2 separate regions of the Homo sapiens genome follow, and region 2 is linked to region 1. Evidence: read pairs that join two places in POLR2A ChIA-PET (ENCODE). Cell type or tissue: Caco-2. All regions are shown on one strand. Each heading gives the region's core, and the rest is flanking DNA. Links, peaks and the distances in the headings are about the cores only.

What was found. ChIA-PET counts read pairs that join two places held together with the same protein. Peaks named below come from ENCODE experiments on the same cell type or tissue, not always from the same donor. Only the 100,000 strongest peaks of a DNase experiment are listed, where the experiment ranks them.
Region 2: POLR2A ChIA-PET joins it to region 1 with 5 read pairs; 2 of 35 experiments call an interaction of 5 or more read pairs at or near these places.

The regions. Positions count from the first base shown.
Region 1 is chr17:31,365,496-31,368,400 of GRCh38, reverse strand. The region is part of intron 57 of NF1 (neurofibromin 1); the gene reads right to left. Among named protein-coding and RNA genes, the nearest start is that of RAB11FIP4, 25 kb to the left of the region's middle. In Caco-2, for the core only: no CTCF peak of the experiment used is centred there; no DNase peak of the experiment used is centred there.
Region 2 is chr17:31,486,365-31,489,269 of GRCh38, reverse strand. The region is part of intron 3 of RAB11FIP4 (RAB11 family interacting protein 4); the gene reads right to left. Among named protein-coding and RNA genes, the nearest start is that of MIR4724, 47 kb to the left of the region's middle. RefSeq lists an enhancer at 261-330 and silencers at 751-800, 891-1,630. In Caco-2, for the core only: no CTCF peak of the experiment used is centred there; DNase peaks (open chromatin) are centred at 852 and 1,409; H3K4me3 peaks cover 1,714 bases.

The DNA of each region.
Region 1 (2,905 bases), core at 315-2,814:
TTGGGAGGCCAAGGCAGGCAGATCTTTGAGGTCAGGAGTTCGAGACCAGCCTGGCCAAAATGGTGAAACCTCGTCTCTACTGAAAATACAAAAAAAATTAGCCAGGCTTGGTGGAACATGCCTGTAATTCCAGCTACTCAGGAGGCTGAGGCAGGAGAATCGCTTGAACTGGGGAGGCGGAGGTTGCAGTAAGCTGAGATCACACCACTGTACTCCAGCCTGGGCAACAGAGAGAGACTCCGTCTCAAAAAGAAAAAAGAATTTTTAAAAATGACGTTCACCAACTGCTAGCACTTCTTTTTCTGTTTAGGTGTAATCTTTTTGTATATTAATTACAGGTGAATAAAAGAAAAGGCATCTTTTATAAATTAGACATAAATGTGTCAAATTTTTTCATCTTAGTCCTTATAGCTAACTAATGACCATATATTTTTTTTTTTTAATTTTTTTGTGAGACAGAGTATTGCTCTGTCACTCAGGCTGGAGTGCGGTGGTGCGATCTCAGCTCACCAAAGCCTCAACCTCCCCACCTCAGTCCTGTGAATAGCTTTTTGTATTTTTTGTAGAAAGAGGGTTTTGCCACGTTACCCAGGCTGGTTTTCAACTCCTGGACTCAAGTGATCCGCCCACCTTGGCCTCCCAAAGTGCTGTGATTATAGGCGTGAGCCATCGCACCTGGCCATATTCCTTTTTTTAACCACAGGTGATTGAATAGACAGCCAGCTTTAATTTCTGAGGAAACACTGGGGTTGGCTTTCTATTTGGGGAAAACAAGTTATTTTCTAAGCTAAAAAAACTTCATCAAACCACGTATTCTGCTCTTTCTCTATTAACTCTCTCTTGAGTTTCTTATTAACCTGCCTTTGTTAGTCCAGGTATGGGATTGCATCTTCATTGTTCTGGGTGGGTATTAGCAGCTCCTTAAACAAGACAGGCCACACACTGGCCGTGCAATTCCTGTTAAGTACCAAGACCTTATAAAGTGGTGGCTTTACAAGTTCCTAAAGTGCCTAAGGCAGACTGAGCTTACAGGGACCGGTGAGTAAAGTCTCATGCTATGTGCCCAGGATGAGTGTGGGGTAAGCAGTATTTTCGTGCAAAGATGATGAAAATAAAGAGTACCTTGATGAGGGAACAGCTGCATGAAAACTGCTGATTTAGAGCAAGGCAGAGAAGCTTTACAAAGAATGGAAGAAAAAAAAGCAAGTAAGTGATGTTCATAAGATTTAAAAAAGGGTGAAATACAATTAGATACTAGATAATTATAATGTTCCTTGGTTTTCAGAAGGAATCTGGTTTTAATTATTGAATTCTGACCATTAATTTCCTAAATATTACAGTTGGTAAATAAATGAGAGAACTTACAACTTTGTAGATGTATTTTTTTACCACTTATATTAAAATTAAGAATTTTAGTTTAAATTAAGAATTAAGCTAAAAATTAGATTTAAAAATTAGCAAGAATTATACCAAGAAATCGCTCAATTTAAAATTATTTTTCTCCCTTAAACATAGGATAATAACAAAGAAAAAGAAAACAAATCAAGAAAAAAAGGTCAGGTAATACCATAAACAATTCTCTAAAACATTAAAATCATTTCAGAGATCTTAAGTGGCCTCAAAATAGAGACTTCTAGGTTTCTTCTAAAAGGGAGATATTTCTTTTCCTTCTTTTAAAAGACGAGGGTCTCATGATGTTGCCCAGGCCAGACTTGAACTCTTGGGCTCAAGCAATCCTCCCACCTCAGCCTCCCTAGTAGCTGGGACCACAAGCATGTGCCACTGTGCCCAGCTAAGAGGGAGATATTTCAAACCTAGTAAACAGAAGTATTACTGACTCAGAGCCAAGTCTAAGTTTAGAGCAATGGTTTAGATGAAATATCCCTCCGTACACAGAGCTATCAGCACTATTGGTTTAGGAATGTTATGATCACTACCTGATCTAGCCAGCTTCTCAGGAAGAAGGTCTACATTACAGAAGCAAAGTGAGAGAATGACTGGTAGGCTTGGACCAAGGCCAGAAATAAAAATGGAAGAAGGGAGTCTAAAGTAACGATGAACTAAGTATGTCTTTGTTCTAAAAAATTCACGCACCAATACTAACAGTAAAATGAGCTGATCAAACAAAAAAAAGTTAAAGCCTTTTTCCTAGTAAAAAAAAATTTTAGGCCAGGTGCGGTGGCTCATGCCTGTAATTCCCAGCACTTTGGGAGGTGGAGGTGGGAGGATCACAAGGTCAGGAGTTCGAGACCAGCATGGCCAATATGGTGAAACCCTGTCTCCACTAAAAATACAAAAATTAGCCAGGCATGGTAGTGGGTGCCTGTAGTGCCAGCTACTCAGCAGGGTGAAGCAGGAGAATTGCTTGAACCTGGGAGGCGGAGGTTGCAGTGAGCTGAGATCGTGCCACTGCACTCCAGCCTGGGTGACAGAGCAAGACTCCATCTCAAAAAAAAAAAAAAAAAAATTAAATAGATCACGAATTTACTTGTTTTGTTTAAAAACATTTTTGAGGTGAAAAATGTGTTATAAAACTTTTGCCATAATTATTACATGATCCTTCCACACAAATGTCCCTTTGAACTATCAGAATACTATATAGTACAAGGTACAACATGACAGGTATCACAATAGAGGTCAAAATAGTTATCTATGTACATTCTACTGCCCGTTCTGATCTGAAATATATTGAAGGCAGGTATCATGCCCTGGCAGCCCCTCTGCTCCCCTGGGGTCTAAGAGCCCCTTGCATATAGTAAACAATACATATATGTAGGATAAATATCTGGAATTTTGGTATTTTCTACAGTGCACTATAGTATTAATCTTGTATTTAAAATAAAAAAAATAGTGCACACTTAGAATTTGTTAAACAACATGGATCGGAAGGAAATAACTTTCAAGG
Region 2 (2,905 bases), core at 228-2,727, 120 kb before region 1:
TGCTTTTCAGCGTCCCAGAAGCCCAAGCCAATGCCACCTGCCTCCTGCTCTGGCAGGGCAGGGCAGAAGTTTGGTGGATCACCAGGAACCAGCCCAGGGTGCTGCCACTCCAAGACCTGGTGGAGGCTAAGTGCAGAGACAGGACCCAGACCTCTCACATTGCTTTGAGAAAATCGGTCAGTCAAGGAAAACTGGCATGGCCCTCGGGGCGAGTGAGGTGTCATTTCCAGCCCTCTGTGGGAGAGCAGGGTGAGGGAAAAGGGAAAGAGAAGGCACTGGAGAGTTTGCATGGGCGAGGAGTAGGGTGCGGGGCTGTGTCGGAACCCAGTTCCCCACAGCACAGACACGCTCTCCAGAGACTGCGCCGCCAGGACCTTGGAGACACTTGTCGCCCGCACAGAGAAGCGGCTGTGCCAACAGCTCCCACCACCGGGCCAGACCGGCCGCCTCAAGGGCCACAACACACCTCCCACCACTGCAGCTTCTCGGCTGGGGAGAGGCAGGGCCCCGGCCCCACACCACGACCTGGGCTGGCCCCGAGGACTCCCCACCTCCACCATCCCAGAGGGACGGGGGAAGCCAGGAAACAGGCTCTGTGCAGCCGCCAAGAGCTACAGAAAAACTTCGCGGCGCTCAGCCCCCTCGGGGACCCGGCCCAAGGGTACGGCGCTGGGTACCACGCCGATCCCGCAAGGGCAGGAGGGCAGGGGCGCTGCGGCCGGAGGTGGGGCCCGCCGTCGGGTCCCCAGGGAGGCGCCCCAGCAGACGAGCCCCCTTCCTAGTCCACTAAAAGCACTTCCTGGAACTGCGCTGGGGAAGGAGCCGCCACCCGCGCACCTGGCAGCGGCTTCTACTCGCGGCCGAACGAGATGGCTCAGGTAACACGACCTCCCAGGCCAAGTCCGCTCTCCGCCAACTTCCCGGGGCCGCGGGCCGGGCCGAGCCAGGTGCGCGCCGCCGGAGCCCTGCGAGCGCCAGCCCCGGGGCCGCCGCTTACCTGGCTCCCGAGAGCTGGCGGGGTGCGCATCCGCGGGCCGCTCCCCGGCAGAGGCGCGGAAGCCAGCGGGCGCGGGTCGGCGGCGCGCGGGGACGCGGCGGGCAGCCCCGAAGCGCAGGAACAATCGCGGCCGCGCCGCTGCCGCTCGCACTTCTGGGCACCAGTGGAAGGCGCGGCCCCGCCCCCGCCCGTTGCCGGGAGACCCGCGTGGGCCGAAGGGCTCTTTGTATCAAGCTGCGGTGACATCACGAGGCGCCTGGGCCCCGGGACTCGGGGGCGGGGCCTCGCGCCGGGGCGGGGCGGGGGCGGGGGCGGAGGACAGGGACGCGGCCCCGGAACCCGAGCCGCGGGGCGGGGCCCAGGTAACCCCGCCCCCAAGGTAGGGGCAGGTGGCTCCAGGGCGCCGACCAATGGCCGCGCGGCCGGCCCCGCCTCCGGAGGTGGAGCTCGCCTGGGCGCGCCCAGCTCAGGGCAGCCCTGGCTGGGACTCCAGGAGTCGGCGTGTGAGCTCGCGCCCCTGCCAGGTAGGCGCTGTAGTCTCTTGCCCGTTCTGCGCCACCCTCACGGTTTTTTGTCACCGCACTGTGAGATTCCGGCCGGCGCTCCCCGGCTCACACTGCGCACCCCGCCCCACACGGTCCGCCGCCGCCTCCACCCCCTAATGAGTCCGGGGGCGCCTAGGCTGACTTTCATCCAGAGTCCTACCCACAACTTTTCCAGCCTTTTCATGTGAAGTCGGAACCATCTCCATAACCAGCCCAGGAACACAAAGAACCAAGCGGCAACGAGAACTAAAGAACCAAAAAAAAAAAGGAGAGGACCCTTCCTGTTGAATGCTAGTAAATACTATTTATGTCAAACATGTGTCCTCAGGCCGGGCACAGTGGCTCAGACAAAGTGGCCGAGGCGGAGGATCTTTGAGGCCAGGAGTTTGAGACCAGCCTGGGCAACATAGCGACATCTCGTCTCTACAAAAAATTAAATGTTTAAAAATGTACTCCCCATCCCCCCATCACTCTTAACCATGCCCTGGACTTTAAAAAGACAAAAATGAGATGAATGTAAAGCGGCAAATATTGCAAATGTGGTTGCCCTTTGACCTGCTGTTGCACTATATAACTTGAGTGAGGGGAGAGATTTATCTTCCTGTCTGGCTCAAAGCCACCTTTGCCTTCCCTGAGTCTTCACTGGCCAACAAAGTGGCAACGGCACTTTGGTACGGGCAGGACCAGTGGGGCATCTGGGTGCTTTGGTCCTGCACCACCCTACACACCCACCCACACCCACACATGCACACACACACATGCACACACGCACCAGCTTTGCCCACTTCTCTGCCTCTTGGCTGTCAACTTCCTTCTCAGTCTCTCCTGCCAGTAAATTCGCAGCGGCCCCTATGTTTACCAGGGCTTGTCTCTGAGGCAAAGCAGCCGCTGGAGCTCCCAGAACTGCTGGGGACTTTCCAAATGGGACAGCATTAGGTACAGGAGGGCCTCCTGGCCAGAGCCACCTAAGAGAGGAGCTAGAGCTGTGGCCCCAAGAGAAACTCCACTGCCCCAGCCCTCTCCTCGGAAAGTATGCCTTGCTGTTCAGAGATATATGTGCAGAGGCCAGACTGTTTCTCTTGTTTGGGTCCGCTCCCACAGTCTCTAACACACAGGAGCACTGTGGTGTATCATATAGAACACACATGTTGGTTGGATGTGGCGGCTCATGCCTGTAATCCCAGTGCCTATGAGAGGCCAAAGCAGGAGGGTTACTTGTGGCTAGGTATTTGAGGCCAGCTTGGACAACACAGCAAGGTATTTGAGGCCAGATTGGACAACACAGCAAGACCCCATCCCTACCAAAAAATTAGAAATAAAAACATTAGGCAGGTGTGGTGGCACGTACCTGTAGTCCCAGCTA